Regions from separate parts of the Homo sapiens genome. Here region 2 is linked to region 1. Evidence: chromatin loops called from intact Hi-C (ENCODE). Cell type or tissue: heart right ventricle. All regions are shown on one strand. Links, peaks and the distances in the headings refer to the core of each region. The heading gives the core; the rest is flanking DNA.

Region 1 (8,344 bases), core at 1,596-6,595:
TATGGATTTGTTTTATAGATCCTAGAGATTTTCCTAATGTAGGTCTCTAACTAAAATGCCTCCAGTTGGATTTAATGCCCATTTTCTCTTGCCCTGTTGATTATATGGCTGTCTGGATGTTCATAGGAAAACTTGAGACAAAATCACAATTGCAATAGGATGAAGAACATTTCCCAAAGGAATGGGATCCAGATTGCTCACTGTCTATTTATGAGTTCACTTTTTTTTTTTTTTTGGAGACTGACTCTCACTCTGTCTCCCAGGCTGGAGTGCAGTGGCATGATCTTGGCTCACTGCAACCTCCGCCTCCTGGGTTCAAGCGACTCTCCTGGCTCAGCCACCTGACTGGCTGGGATTACAGGAGTGTGCCGTCATGCCTGGCTAATTTTTGTATTTTTATTGGAGACAGGGTTTCACCATGTTGGCCAGCCTGGTGTCAAATTTCTGATCTCAAGTGATTCACCTGCCTCGCCCTCCCAAAGTGCTGGGATTACAGGCACGAGCCACCGCACCTGGCTGAGTTCACTTTTTAACTGACTCAGTCCATCAAGAGAACTGGGCACCTGCTACGTGCCAGTCTCTACATGGAAAATATGGGCTCCAATGCTTGCCTGATCTATTTTGCAGGTAAATGTGCTACTATGTGCCAGTCTCTGTCTCATGTGTATCACTTTCTTATGTAATCTTAACCATATGATGTAGGCATTTATCATTGAATTCTAATGTTTCTGTCTGCTGCTTCTTTGACTGAGGAAACTGTGCAATACCCTTTTCCCAATCATTTATTTACCTAATCTTTTTGGTAAGTATTATGTGCTAGGGACCAGAGATATAACTGACCAAGACAGATAGGGTTTATCTGACAGGACTGTCAATCTATTCATCATAGTGCCCTACTTACTCCCAAGCACAAGCCTGACCAATCATGAAATGTCATGTTCCTTTGGCCAGTGATTAGACCAGGGGCTGGGAGAATGACCAAAGTAGGACCAGTTAGAGTCCTCGTATGCCATATGATCCAATGCTGGTTGCTGGAAATAGAGGGCTTCTCCTTCCCTTTATTCATTTAAGCCTTGGATTCAGATGTATATGGTACCTACCCCCACTAATGTACTTTGAAGTTTCAAAAACCAATAAATTTCCTTTTTGCTTAAGCTATTAGATTGAACCATATGAAAATGCCATATTTGCAGGTTGAATGTCAGAATTTCATCTGGTTTAACCTAGTAGTTTACATTTCTGCTGCCTATAATTGAATGAGTCCTGACTAATATGGGAGTACTGTTATCTCCAACTTAGATGAGGAAAATGAAGCAAGGGGTATTTGGTCAACGTCATTTTGCTATTAAGTATAGCAGGAATTAAAACCCTGGTGGCTTCAAAGCACATGTTCTTGATGAGCACTGAACAGAAGAGATTGTTGCTCATAGAGTGGGCCACAGGCAGCTGCCTGTCAGCAAACTATTTGCTACTAATCCATAAGAAGATAGGAAGTGCTGTGCCAGAGTGCAAAATCAACTATGCCACTAAGCATGCTCTTTAGTTCAGCATTTTTTTTTAATAGTAAGACTTTCTCAATGATGTAAGCAGTGAGCTGATTTAGATACTGGTGCAAGCTGCTTATCTCCTCCTGATCCAGTGTCAAATGGTCTTGTGGATTGGCACTTGGAGCAGCACTGGGTACACAGTGGACCCTTGGGTTTGCTGCCCAGTGACAATAGCCTCCATTCACTGGGGACTTCCACAGAAGCCATATCTATGCCATGTGATGCTGACCTACTCTTCTGCTAGTCACAGCTGATTGGTTCAAGTCATTTGTTTGAGCCAAACTGGACCAATTAGATTTTCTTATCTAAGAATATGGAATCTCAAAAAGAGAAACAAAGGAGCCAGGAGAAGTAAGTAGTGAAACTACAAAAGCAGAATAAGCCCCAAAAACCCTTGTTTCCATGTCTTTGGAACTGTCGTTCTTACACTTTTGAGGTGTGGCTGTTCAACTCTTCCTGTACATTTTGTGAGATTACTAATATCCTTTCACAAGTAAATTCCTTTTTGTCTTAAGCCAGGTAGAGTTGGTTTCAAAAGAACCTTAATACCATTGAAAAATATAAGGAAGACCACATGTTCATGACTTAGGATTCTGTTAATAATTTCAATTATTTGCTAGCCTATGTGAGGGTGTTACCCACAATTCTGGGTCCCAGTAGTAGCTGGAAAAGTTGCTACCTAAACTGGGCATCCCCTCATCCCCTACTGTTAAATAGAAACAAAGACAAATATAGTCAATTAACTCTGATTACTAAAGACTCTGATAAGAATTGAACATCTTAGTTAAAGCAAATAATCAACTTGTATCGTTTAACTGTAGATAAATAGAAACCAAATGAATGAATTCACTCATTGCTAACATTAGGAGCGTTAGTCACCTTGGGGCTGCAGCACTGACATCTGCCCATCTAGCTGCCTTTAAAAGAACCATTTGCTCTGGGAACACAAACATCATCTCAACTACCTAAACTCAAACAACAGGTCCTTGAATTCAAACTTGTTTTGAAAAAAAATTATGATCGAGACACAACTTGAATCCTCTTATTACCCATCCATTTCTCTTTAGAAGTAATATATGAATAAAAACAAAATACTTGGAAATCTCCTAAGATTTTCTCACTGCTTGAAGTAGGAAGTCCCAATAGATAGTTCATTCCCGTTTGGTGAAGAAAGCAGCTAAAATGGAGGTTTGAGATGAATGCTTAGCAGCTGGAAGTTGCTGCATAGGGCGATAGCAGGAGAAAGGAAGCAGGTGAAAGTTCCTGCTGCTCTTATTTGGGGGAAGATGCTGGGAGAGGCCTTACAAGCTTGATGGCCTTGATCATTTATTTCTGAGTTCAGAATAATTGTCTCCCACACGCTTACCTAGAACCTCTGTGATCTTGGTTCTGAATAGGTTAATCTATTTTTAATGGCTACCCAAATACTATTAAGCTAATTCTTGCATTCCTTTGCTCTTCCTATTTAAAAACAAAAGTTCTGATAGTAATAGATGTCCCTGCCATTGTGGCCAAGAGAATCACCTACAGATGCTCTCTGAACAGAAAAAAATTGAACCTGAGATTCACATATCTATGCTTATAATTCTCCACATTTACAACCTCTTAGTCTTTAAAAAATCTAATGATTTAGGTGCAGAGTTCTTTTTTCTTAATTGTATTGTTGGACTTATCTTAAACATAATCTGTAAGACTCAACATAATATCATTTATCCAGTATTTTTTATTGTACTAAATTTCAGGACTAATCTAAGTTTAAACTCTTTATTTTAGAAAATCAGTAACAGCAGCTAATTAGCACATCTCATTCTGGATGTATTTGCCAACCAATTTCAGAGACTCATTTGCCTGTTAAGAGATTTTATTGAACACCAGCACCACAGACTCTCCTTTTTTTCTAGTAAACAGCTCATGCTTATTATCTTATTACAGGAATGCCACTGGTTAAATCAGGCTCTGAATATAAATAGCCATATTACTGCCATCAGGCATCAATGTTTATTTAGTGGCTGTGAGTCATGCATACCTCTTTGATCGGGTTTGGAATGAGCCATTGCCGTTTTTGTTCAAAAAGGTTATTTGCAAAGGCTACAGAAGTATCAGTTAGATTAAACATGAAATTAATCAGCGTGGAATTTTATCAGCCATTTCTGCCACCAAACACCAGGTGTCAAGAGCATGTGCAAATGAGGGCTGAACATAATGAAGCTGGGGACAGCTTAGTAGAGAGGTCAGAAAAGATTCCAAGAGGTCTGAGGGAGGAAAGGTGGAGGGAGGCAGCGAGGAAGGAGGGAAGACAGGCAGGCAGGTAATATTGAAGGCCTGCTGAATCATCTGGAACGACTTGGCAGTTTTACATAGCATATCTCATAGCACAGTGTGTGGAATGGGAGTTAGGTGACCTGCGAGCTTGAGCTCTGATCTGCCCAGTCCAGTGATCTTAGGAAAACAACTTAATGCATACAGGCATTACAAAGCATGCAGAGAGAACATATGACAAACTTGTACAAAAGCAGGGAAACCACCTCAATGTTTCTCTAGACTAAAAATATCAGAGAGAAATAGACCCAAGGCAGATGTGATGTGGCTTTTTGTTGATGAAACTATGATGGCAGAGAACATGTGGCCCTTTAACTGGAGGGCTCACTGAAACTGGGTCTATTCCGTCATTCAACATTTAGCGTATCCTCTGCTTGTCAGGCACAGTGCTGAGCAGGCCTGTGAGTAATTATACCATGGTTAGTGCTATGATGATTGCCACTATAAATTCCTGTTGACCTCATTCTCAACCCTGCTTTCAGCACTGCTCGGCGATTCTGATACATTATTCGGAGCGACTCTTCCCCCCATTGTCCACGAAGCCAATTTCTAGCACTCCCTGCTGTCTTCAAGCTTCTGTCTTCCCAGCCTCCATTCTGCTTACTCTCAGTGGCTGATCAGACCTTCCCTACAGTGAAAATAAATTTATCTACATTCACACTGATCCACTCCCTCTCCCATATTCTCATCTCAGGGAATGTCTTTCCTCTTAAAACAGGCAATCCTTCTATCTGTGATTTGGATCCCATTCCCTCCTGGAGGTCGTTTTCTACCTAGAATCTTTAATTCTTCCCTCTCAACTAGCTTCATCATTCCAAATTAAAAAAAAAAAAAATCCTCCTTCAACCATACCCCTCTTCAGGAATCCTCCTCCATTGTCAAAGGCAAGCTACCTGAAAGAATTGTCTACCTAGAATTTTCATTCCCTCGAGTTCCCTGGGAGACCGACACAGAGCTTCGAATGCAGGTGGTGAACTGGGGAAAGCTCTCAGAAGCTGCACCAGGGCTGGCATGAAGGAGTCTCTTGGAAACTGTGACTTTAAAAGATGTACAGCAGGCCCTCCAATAAAGTTGTTTGGTGCAATGTTCTTTCTTTATAACATTGGTGAGGGAAAAAATGTTTTATTGTACATCATTTCATTTAAAGTAGTAGTTTCCAAGAACCTATTCACTTTAAGTGAGGACCTACTGTGGATACAACAGTGGCATCATCCAATTCTAGGGAACTCTAGGGCTGGGATGGCCTTTAGAGATGACCTGAATTGAAGCAAAGGGGACAGGCCTTTGTAACCCCTCATCAACCAGCCATTGGATGCACAGGGCAGGCACATCAACTCGGGTAAGTCAGTTTCCTTTGATAAAAAGTCATTCTTGCAGAGGAATTCAGCTGTGAGCCATCAGCGGGCTAAAGTCCTGGCAGCTGGGGAATGAGTGCTTCAACCCTAAAAGGGGGTTCTGGGTGGCACAGCCTAGCACATGCTCTATAATGACAACCATCTTTCTGTCACCTGGCTTTGTCTCTCCTGAGCTCCAGACTCCATCGACATTCAACTGCCTACTGCAGATTTCCCTTTTGGCAACATGTGAGATACAATAAAACATATACAAAATTTAATGCTCATCACCACCTTCTACAGCTCTACTCCCTCTTTAGGGTTCTCTGTATTAGTCTGTGTTCACGCTGCTGATAAAGACATACCTGAGACTGGGAAGAAAAAGAGGTTTAATTGGATTTACAGTTCCACATGGCTGAGGGGGCCTCAGAATCATGGCAGGAGGCGAAAGGCCCTTCTTTTTTCTTTTTTTTTTTAATTTTTATTTTTATTTTTATTTTATTTTATTTTATTTTTATTTATTTATTTTTATTTATTTATTTATTTATTTATTTATTTTTTTTTTTTTTATTGATCATTCTTGGGTGTTTCTCACAGAGGGGGATTTGGCAGGGTCATAGGACAATAGTGGAGGGAGGGTCAGCAGATAAACAAGTGAACAAAGGTCTCTGGTTTTCCTAGGCAGAGGACCCTGCGGCCTTCCGCAGTGTTTGTGTCCCTGGGTACTTGAGATTAGGGATTGGTGATGACTCTTAACGAGCATGCTGCCTTCAAGCATCTGTTTAACAAAGCACATCTTGCACCACCCTTAATCCATTCAACCCTGAGTGGACACAGCACATGTTTCAGAGAGCACAGGGTTGGGGGTAGGGTCACCGATCAACAGGATCCCAAGGCAGAAGAATTTTTCTTAGTACAGAACAAAATGAAAAGTCTCCCGTGTCTACCTCTTTCTACACAGACATGGCAACCATCCGATTTCTCAATCCTTTCCCCGCCTTTCCCCCCTTTCTATTCCACAAAACCGCCATTGTCATCATGGCCCGTTCTCAATGAGCTGTTGGGTACACCTCCCAGACGGGGTGGTGGCTGGGCAGAGGGGCTCCTCACTTCCCAGTAGGGGCCGCCGGGCAGAGGCGCCCCTCACCTCCCGGACGGGGCGGCTGGCCGTGCCGGGGGCTGACCCCACCACCTCCCTCCCGGACGGGGCGGCTGGCCGTGCCGGGGGCTGACCCCCCCCACCTCCCTCCCTGACGGGGTGGCTGCCGGGCAGAGACGCTCCTCACTTCCTCACTTCCCAGACGGGGTGGCTGCCGGGCAGAGGGGCTCCTCACTTCTCATATGGGGCGGTTGCCAGGCGGAGGGTCTCCTCACTTCTCAGACTGGGCGGCCGGGCAGAGACGCTCCTCACCTCCCAGACGGGGTCGCGGCCGGGCAGAGGCGCTCCTCACATCCCAGACGGGGCGTCGGGGCAGAGGCGCTCCCCACATCTCAGGCGATGGGCGGCCGGGCAGAGACGCTCCTCACTTTCCAGACTGGGTAGCCAGGCAGAGGGGCTCCTCACGTCCCAGACGATGGGCGGCCAGGCAGAGATGCTCCTCACTTCCCAGACGGGGTGGCGGCCGGGCAGAGGCTGCAATCTCGGCACTTTGGGAGGGAAAGGCCCTTCTTACATGGCGGGGGCGGCAAGAGAAAAAATGAAGATGCAAAAGCAGAAACCCCTGATAAAACCATTAGATCTCATGAGACTTATTCACCACCACGAGAACAGTGTGGGGGAAACCGCCCCCATGATTCAAATTATCTCCCACTGGTTCCCTCCCACAACACATGGGAATTATGGGAGTACAATTCAAGATGAGATTTGGGTGAGGACACAGAGCCAAACCATATCACTGTCTTTGCAGATAGACGGTAACTTGGCAGTTACCCCTCATTTCTGTCTCTTGTGGATTACTTCAGGGTATATTTGTTCTTTGCAGGCCTTCTGAGGAGTCTTATGTGCTGAACAAACATACCTGCTGAGTGACCCGCTATCTCTCTTTTGCATCCTGCTGTGAAGCAGGAGCCAGAGTGATGATGCAGCACATTGCGTTTCCCCACAGCTTTCCTTGCCCACTTCCCTTTTTTCCTCATGCTCACTGCTTTGGGCTTGTACCTACCAAATGCATTCTTAGCAGCTTAACTTAGCAGCTGACTTCAGGCTTCGCTTTTTAGAGGAACTGGGAGAAGATACTATCTTTTCCCTTATTCCTTACTTCCAGTGAACTGCTACCAAGTCACTTCAATTCTAATTTCTGGAATTAGAATTATCTATCTCTCTTTTTCTCAGTGTCTGCATTGCTACCACTCTAATCCAGGCAGGATCATTTCCACTTGGATTGGTACTTTAGCCTCCTTACTGGCCTCCTACAACCAGGCTCTTTGCCACCCTGTAGCTTGACACATGGTAAAACTTAATATTAGTTGCAAAAGTAAATGAATAAATGAATAGGTATGTCACAGGGCACTGTATTGTAATTGGACTACTTTAGAAAACACTGAAGTGCTGAGATAAGAACTTATACTAGATTGTGGTAGCCCACACAACACCTTCTCTTCTTTGTTGTTCTTCTACTTCTAAAATTTCATGAGGTTTTCAGGAGATTTAAATAAATAATATATGTAAAACATTAGAGCCTGCCACGTGCGGTGGCTCATGCCTGTAATCCCAGCACTTTGGGAGGCCAAAGCTGGTGGATCACCTGAGGTCAGCCTGACCAGCATGGTGAAACCCCATCTCTACTAAAGACCAGACTGACCAACACGGTGAAATCCCGTCTCTACTAAAAATACAAAAAATTAGCCGGGTGTGGTGGCGGGTGCCTGTAGTCCCAGCTGCTCTGAGGCTGAGGCAGGAGAATCACTTGAACCCGGGAGGTGGAGGTTGCAGTGAGTCTAGATCGCGCCATTGCACTCCAGCCTGGGTGACAAGAGCAAGACTGTGTCTCCAACAAACAAAACCACAACAACAACAAAACATTAGAGCCATGTGGGGTACATACTAAGCACAAAATAATTTTTAATTATCTTCATCATATTATCCTTCCATGGATTTTTTTTTTGTTTCTCCCATCTCCTGAGAGTTAAAATTGTTTTAAAATA
Region 2 (8,344 bases), core at 1,787-6,786, 140 kb after region 1:
TCTTTTTTTTTTTTTTAACTAAACTTTCTTTCCTTTCTTAGTAGAAAAATCCTTGAGGGGCCCTTTCTTAGTAGAAAAATCCTTGAGGGGGGAAGTTTTTTAAAGTAACTTACTGTAACCATAAATCACTTGCCGTTGGTTCTTGTTCTTCCTGTAATCCATTTTATGTACTTTTGCTAGAGTGTAGTAGTCCCAATTCCAATTCTAATCATGTAGTCTCTGTGCTTAAAACAAAATAATCCAAAAATCCAACCATGCTCCTTCTTCATTATCTACTATACAACACTGTAAAGACTGTAAACTTAGCCAGCTTTGACAGCCCTCTACATCTGACCACATCTGACCTTTCTACACTTAATTTCCCACCACTGCCTTCCTTTCCTCCCAGTCCCTGAAATGCTAGAAACTAATTTGCCAGGCATAATGAGCTTCCCCATTGTCTTCCACTCATCAAAAATCCATCTCTACCGCCTTCTAGTGCCTGTTCCCTGAAGTCTTCCCTTCTGCTCCCCAGAACTCTGTCGTGGCTCAATCCAGGCTGCCCAGTACATGGATTTATTGGGCTGTTTATGCTGTCCACCGTGTGCTTAGAAATTCCTTGAATGCAGAGACTGTTAAGCTTTGTATATACTTTTAGTGCCTAGAACAGTCCCTTATACTTCATAGGTGCTTGTTGGCTTAATTTCATCTTCAAAAGGAACTTTGATTTTGATGGATATTTGAATGTTAAAAAAAAAGCTAGAATTTTTTTTGGGGGGGATAGAGGGGAATGACGGGGGAAGATGGGTGGCTGCAGCTTAGTCTCTAATTCGATGCCTAAGTATTTAAATATTTTATTAGAGTGACATGTTATGTGAGACCATCTCAATGGAGGACCTTAGCTTTGTAAGTTTTTTTTTTTTCTCAGTTTCGAAATCCTAGGTTTCACCCTAGAAATACCCGAGTCACACCTGGATCCTGGCAGCTCATACCTACAGGTCTGGCTCAGAGACGCCAGGGCCACGAGGCTTAGGGCCCCAGGTTCTGGTCCTAGCTCAGCCCCTGGCAAGTTTCATGGTCCTCCATTTCCACTTCTTTATGGATGAGTTAGATACTTGTTTTCATTTTTGAACTTAAATTTGGTCAGCACCTACCACTTGACACTAGGATGGACACTTCAGATTTTATTTCATCTTCCTATGATCTTGGGCAAGTCAGTTCTCTGAGCCCACTTTCATCATCTATAACATAGGCACAATAATACTGTATGTCTACTTCTAGGATTATAAGGAATTAACATTGAGATGACATTTCCATTTGAGAAGGAAAATAGTTGCTTTCAGTGCCTTTTATTTGATTCCTGGAGAGAGCAGACTCGCACCGACATTCAACCCCAGCGCTGATATGACAGTAATCCTCAGAGGCAGAGCCCAGCACAAAACAGCAATGCTAGAAAGTTACAATTGGAAAGTTTCCTGCCAGCTTCGGGAATGACACTGCAAAGCTGATGCCAGAAACTGCCAGAGTAATTCTCCTCATTACTGCTCTACCCACCCACTTTCAGCTCCCCAAATTAACTAGTGCAGTTGACTAATTCCTCTTTACCTTTATCATTTAGGGTGAGGCATTGCACAAAAACTCTCGACTTTGCCATATAAGGGCTGTGGTTCTCTGTGGTCCCTGGATAAGAGGCATCACCATTATCTGGAAACATGCAGTAAATGCAGATTCTTCATCTTCTCCCCAGACCTCCTGAGTTAGAAATTCACAAGTTCTCCAGGTGATCTCATACATGCTAAAGTTTGAGAACCATTGAGTAAAGTTAATGCATTAAGAAGAGATTAGATAGGGATGGTGGCGTATCTTCCTACAGTTTCCCTGTTAACAAGAAAGTCAGAGGTCAGTTGATCAGACATTAGATTATTTATTGCTAAAACTAAAAAAAAAAACAAAAAACGATTTTTAGTTCACATTTATAGCCTATTATTTGTACCAGCATATTTAATTTTCCAGAACTAGAATTGAAGCAAATTTTGGAACCAGTTCCCTCCTGTTATGGTGAATGGAGGTGAATGTCTGGCCTTTGGCAAGACAACTGCATTTGAGGCCTATGTGGACCCTGCAGGGGCTACAGAGATTTTATGGTGGGCTTGAGGTTGACCTGCACTGGGAATAACCAAAGCAAAGACAAGATGACTTGGACAAGTAGGGTCAATTTTCTTGGCCTCTTGCCTTTGTTAAAATTCCCCCTTTGGATCTTTGAGTTTACAGACTGAATACCAAGCACACTCTTTTAAAAAAATTCTTGCAATTGTTTGTATTTTGTGATTTTTCTATCACTCTGGAAGGGTGATAGGCAAGGATGAGGTAGGTGGAGTCAAATATTTCAAGTAGAACCAAAGATCTTAGTTCCCTCAAAAATGAGGTGGGGGTGAATTTGCTAATGTCAGACATTAGATAAACTGAGTTGGTAAAGCACGTCTTAAGACCTCACACTCTTCAGCCAGACCAACTGGGTTCAAAAAGGCAAGTTACCTAAGCTCTCTGTGCCTCCATTTCCTCATCGGTAAAATGGAGATAATGTTCCTACTTCATGCGGTTGTTAGGGAGTGTGAAGGAGGTCCGATTTGTGAAGCACACAGAACAGTGTTGGGCACATAGTAAATGCTTTACAAATGTTTGTTTAGTAAATAAATATAGCCACTGAATTTCATGAGTTCTAATCTACGCTAACTTGCTGTGTGTCATTTCTTTCATTCAGCAGATCTGTTTTTCCAAGTGCTGAAATGCATATGTAGGTTTCTCCTGTTTTAAGATTGTTTCGGCCGGGCGCGGTGGCTCACGCCTGCAATCCCAGCACTTTGGGCGGCCGAGGCGGGTGGATCACGAGGTCAGGAGATAGAGACCATCCTGGCTAACAAAGTGAAACCCAGTCTCTACTAAAAACACAAAAAATTAGCCGGGCGTGGTGGCGGGCGCCTGTAGTCCCAGCTACTCGGGAGGCTGAGGCAGGAGAATGGCCTGAACCCGGGAGGCAGAGCTTGCAGTGAGCCGAGATCGCGCCAGTGCACTCCAGCCTGGGTGACAGAGCGAGACTCCGTCTCAAAAAAGAAAAAAAAAAAAAGATGATTGTTTCAAGGCATTTTTCATGACATTTTGATTGGTAACTTCGTTTTTTCATATATTATCCATTATTAAAGTCTTGTCTTACCAATTATTTTGAGTTATGGATTCTTTAAGTACTTTAGGATTAAGTTCAGATGAAAATTTCAAATATTCCATTCTCTGATGAGCCTGCAGTCACAAGTATTCCTTGTCTCTGTTATGCTCAAAGCCTTTAGAGAGCCATAGGTGATGTTTTATTATTCTGATAAGGCTGTTTTCTCATATCAAAGGAAGTCGAATATTATGTTTCTCTATAGAAATACCTGTGATAACTTCTAGGTCCATAGGGTAACTTCTAGGGTTAATGACTTCTACCAAGGACTTGGAGCGGTGTGACTCAGGGCACACACTGCTGCTCACCTTCCCAGTAACCAGGAAATTAAACAAGATATGTGCAAAATGCCACCGGGCTACATGAATTCTCAGGAAACAGCAGCTGTTAATATTTGGGGAAAGGCATCAGAAAGGAAATGGTTAAATGCGTCTTGATGTCCTTATCCCTGGGCTGGACTGACCTTTGCTGATTTTATAATTGTGAGGAAGCCCGGTTGAAAACATTTCTCTGGTGACTGGGGTAGAGATGGGGGAGGGGGATGGTTCCCAGTGTCCGTTCCCAGCTCAGGCTGCCTGGCGGTGTGCTCGGGTGTGGGCTGGCTGCCACCCTCACGCAGCGCACGTAGCCCTGTCACTCAGCCATCACCCTGCTGGCTTAGAGCCAGTCCTCCACGGGAAGGGCGGCCTGCCCAAACCCAAACACCCTGTATTAATATGGCGATGTTGCCGGGCCTGTTTACTGTGCCTAATTGCATGGGCTCTGGCTGAATCCCCTCCAAGGAGAAGAATTAACCACAATGCAGAAAGGAATGACAATAGTCTCTTAAATTCCTGGCCTCTGAGCCTTTCAGTGGCTTCTTGGGGGAGGGCGATTCACTCAGAAGGTCGTGCATGAAATGCGGGATCTCCTGGAATAGAATCTTGATCCCGCACAGTTCAACTTTAGAGGCCTTTGAACCCCCTAGAATTTCGTGCAGACTTCTGTGTGTGCGTGCATATTTCTTACATCCTTTTAATGTAAGAATCTCAAAGGGCTATTGTGCCTGGTAGAACTATCATCACTGACCCAGGAGAACTAGATGGATGCTTCCACGCTCTGGGTAGTTAATGATCCTGAAGCTAGGACCAAGTTCATCTGAGGACAGGTTTTAAAGTGAGAATGGTAAATTCTCTGCTATTCAGGCACGGTGCTCTCACCTGGCCAGGAGGGTGTGGGCAGACCCACTTCACTAGAGCAACCGAGAGTCGGTTATTACTTCTTATTTTTTATTTTCAGAAGTTCTGAAGTTTCTACAATATTAGAAAATTCAGGTGTAGGTATGTGATGACCGTTGTTCTACCTTGGGAGAGAGGTCATGTGTAGCAGTGTTCTGGGTAAGTAGGTTCTGCGAGAGGAATTATTTTTAGTGTGGATTTAGGACAAATGAGGAGGGCAGAAGTAGTCTGCATTGTGGAAGTAGAGTAGTAAAAAACATTTTCATGAATAATTTGGGGTTTATTGAAAGGATTACCTACCTGACAGGTATTTGTCTGGTATTCTGAATCTTCCAAATGGTCTGGTGAGATGCTGAAGCTTTGGAAAGGTGAACACGGTGGCTGGACACAGCTTGTGTTATGGCCCACCAAAAGTGTATTTTCTCTTTCCCCCTCATTTTATTACATCAGTCTGTAACTAGAGGCACTAGAAGTCAGGAAATAGAATAGCTAGGCTTGCTCTTAACCAACAACAAAGATGACCAGCAAGATGCCAAGGTAACTGATGACAGTTTACACAAAATTTCTTACTTTTCTAAGAGCTCACGTTTGCTTACAACTATTTTCTTCATGCCCGTCTAGGTGAAGTTTGAATGTCTAAAAATTCTAAAGCACTTTTAATACTTACAAGTTAGCACTGCTTCATCATCACATTGAGACCTTTTTTGTTCAATTCTGTATAAAGGATAAGACCAGCTGGCAGCAAATGTGAACTTTTGCAGTGACATTTTCTTAAAACTTGGAGAAAGCTTTGCATAGTTGCCATCGTCTTGTAAAGAGGCCCTGTGAACATTGTTCTGTAGGAATTTAATTTACTTGACAACAGTAGATCCCACAAAATGTCCTTGAAGATCACATATCCCTGAACAAGGGAGATGATAGAAGGTTGAAGTAGTAATTCCAGTTTGCTTTTCATGTCCTCCGGATTTAAGTTGCAAATGATTTTTTGAGTTCTTTTCTCTCACTCCTTGTCAGAGCCAAGTGGAAAATAATGGAATTGGACATTTTGGCTTAATTTGTCTTTAGATTTTTTTTTTTTTAAATAAAACTTGTAAAGGGCATGTCTCTTTCAGGTTTTGTTTTTTTTTTTCTCCAGCCTTTCCTCCAGTATGCCTGCATATAGCAGTTTGAATACCTAAACGTTTTTTTGGTTTTTCTTTCTTTTTAAATAGGAGAATTTCAGATCTAGAGCTGCTGCTAGCACATATAGTGCCTTTGTTCCAGCTACTAATCCCCTTTCCCCTCCCTCAGATGAATTACCAAATGGGGCCCCTACATCAGCAGGGTGCCTTGATGAAGGCAGGACCTAAAGTATGTGATCATGGGGATGCCCTGCTCACTGGCCACAGTCAAGGCGTGTGTTAAAATATGTGCTGAACATAAACCACCTAGAAAAATAGCCCTGGAAGTGTAGCCTTCAGCTCCTCTACCCACAGCTGACTAAAAACATTGGCAAGTTTGTCACCTAGGCTGTTGTCACCCGAATATAAATGAGACCCATTTCTGGCCAGAAAACTTCAGCTATCACAGTCTACATTGTGATGAGTTGCTTGGCTGTTTTTCCAAGCAAAAGAAGGTGCATGGTCTCATGTATTTCCTCCCAACTCTTATTTATTTATTTATATTTTTTGAGACAGCATCTCGCTCTGTCGCCCAGGCTGGAGTGCAGTGGTGCGATCTCGGCTCACTGCAACCTCCACTTCCCAGGTTCAAGCAATTCTCCTCCTCAGCCTCCTGAGTAGCTGGGATTACAGGCGTGCGCCACCATGCCCAACTAATTTTTGTATTTTTAGTAGAGACAGGGTTTCACCATGTTGGTTAGGCTGGTCTTGAACTCCTGACATTGTGATCCACCCACCTCGGCCTCCCAAAGTGCTGGGATTACAGGCGTGAGCCACCGCGCCCAGCCCCCAACTCTTTACACATCTAGTTGTCTGTGTTGTTGTGCCTGTGTCGTTGTGCCTTATGGTGGAGAAGGGAAGGATCCTGGGCCTCTGTTGCTCTGTACTGGGTGGACATGGGGGAAGGACTTGATGGAGCGAGGTGTCAGGATGCAATTGGAATGTGGATGGCATTCAGGATGAGGCATTGTCTTTGGATAGGATGTGTTTGAGTCTGGTGGAGAGAGATGGGGAAGGTGCCCACTCAGCAGCTGTCTCAAAGTAGCTTTACTTCTTGGAAGTCCTCACACAGTGATCTCAAAATATAGCCTGATATATGTGTGTGTATATATATATATGTGTGTGTGTGTGTGTGTGTGTGTGTGTGTGTGTATTTATTTATAGCCCTGATTAAAAAATTGGGATCAACAATATTCAGGAGAGTTTACATAAAGATCTGATTGCCTGCTACTCTCATAAAATCTGAAGATTTGCTCTCATTGAAAATAACAGCAAGTCCCCTCAGTGTAGGTGGCATAACACACACCAGAGTTCTGACTCATGTATACCGGATTGGCTTCAATCATTTGTTACTCGCAAACATCGAAAGCTATTTTAGTTTGCCAGTCCTGGGTTCAAAACTACAAAACACTTAAGTAGAATTGGGTCTCTGAAGAAGAGACGTTCTACAGCTTCAGTTGAGGGGAAGACAAACATAACACATCATCTTTAAAAATAGCTAACATTTATTAAGCACTTAGTGTGTGCCAGGCCGTGCATTAAGCATTTTACATGGATTATCTCCCTGAGTCTGCATAAACCCATTTTACAGATGAAGAAACCAAGGTGTAAATGAGCTAAATGCAGATTATCCCGTACTTAGGTTGCATTTTATTCAAAGTACGCTTTGCTCAAGACCATGCTTAATTCAAAATGAATCCTTACAAAGGTTGGCTGGTATTTCTACTTAGCAGCTGGAGGGGATCTAGCATTTGTCGGTAGATCAGAATACTAGTTTAAAGCTCCTTCAACCAGATAGTTTTGAAATCACGCTTTTCTCAACAAATCTTAAACAATGGATTTTCATTTATTGGAAATTTTGCAAATAAAATGAGATCTAATTAGTACTTTAATTTGGTGAGTTAAATTTTGTATAAAATGCCACTTTATTATAACTTGTTCAAGATCGAGTCATACTAGTGAATCTGTCTCAAATCATGAGCAATGTAAAATACATTTCTATGAAAATACATGTTGCAACTGTTAGCAGAGAAGTGGTAACGGCAGGGTGGGTGTATCCCCTTCTCACCTGTGGGTCTGAAAAATGATCATCATTGCCTAGTGGATGGTGGAGGTCACTGATGCCAAGTTTTTGAAATGGTTTTTACATGCAGTCAAGCTGCGGTTGATGGCATTCAAGAGCATTCTGTTTAGGCATTGGAATGGAAATCCTGGACTTTTATTTTTCAACTTTACCTTTGGACTTGATGAGATAGGTTTTTTTTTTTTTTTTATGAAGTCAGCTCACTGGTAACTCTTAACAGAACCACTGTTTCCTTTTCCACCTGTGGCATTTGGGGACCACTTTTTTATACTGGGTTTTGACTGTTACGGTTCTATATATCTGTGTATATCTTCAAAGGATACATATACGTTTGTTGTCTGGACATGGCTGCATACGTGTCTAGAGCACATATTCTGGTCTAGAGCCAGCCTGGGCCGGCCTGATTCACCTCTCCACTCATTTCCTATTGCTACAGAGCTAAGGAGAGGCCTCTGGGAATGGGGATGGTGGGAGGTGGGGTGGGTACACTATATAATGTCAGTGGACAGAGCGGTAAATGTGTAAGGGGACATGTGGATTTATCAGTATATCCAAGAATAGAACTATAGGACTATACTGTATGTGCTGCTGTAGATGACACTACTGTGTTAAACTTGCGTAAACTTCAAATATTAATCTAGTCAGGAAGTTTTAGAAAATAAAAAGCCTGTACTAAAGTAGGCATCCT

Evidence for each region. Peaks named below come from ENCODE experiments on the same cell type or tissue, not always from the same donor. Only the 100,000 strongest peaks of a DNase experiment are listed, where the experiment ranks them.
Region 2: it touches region 1 in a loop (2.7-fold over the local background); 8 of 110 quality-filtered maps call a loop at or near these places.

Annotation. Positions count from the first base shown.
Region 1 is chr14:34,077,210-34,085,553 of GRCh38, reverse strand. All of the region lies in intron 5 of LOC102724945 (a long non-coding RNA gene), which reads left to right. Among named protein-coding and RNA genes, the nearest start is that of EGLN3-AS1, 41 kb to the right of the region's middle. In heart right ventricle, for the core only: no CTCF peak of the experiment used is centred there; a DNase peak (open chromatin) is centred at 4,352; H3K27ac peaks cover 4,148 bases.
Region 2 is chr14:33,933,968-33,942,311 of GRCh38, reverse strand. All of the region lies in intron 1 of EGLN3 (egl-9 family hypoxia inducible factor 3), which reads left to right. Among named protein-coding and RNA genes, the nearest start is that of EGLN3, 13 kb to the left of the region's middle. RefSeq lists enhancers at 3,677-3,746, 3,377-4,348. In heart right ventricle, for the core only: no CTCF peak of the experiment used is centred there; a DNase peak (open chromatin) is centred at 3,831; H3K4me3 peaks cover 882 bases; H3K27ac peaks cover 4,228 bases.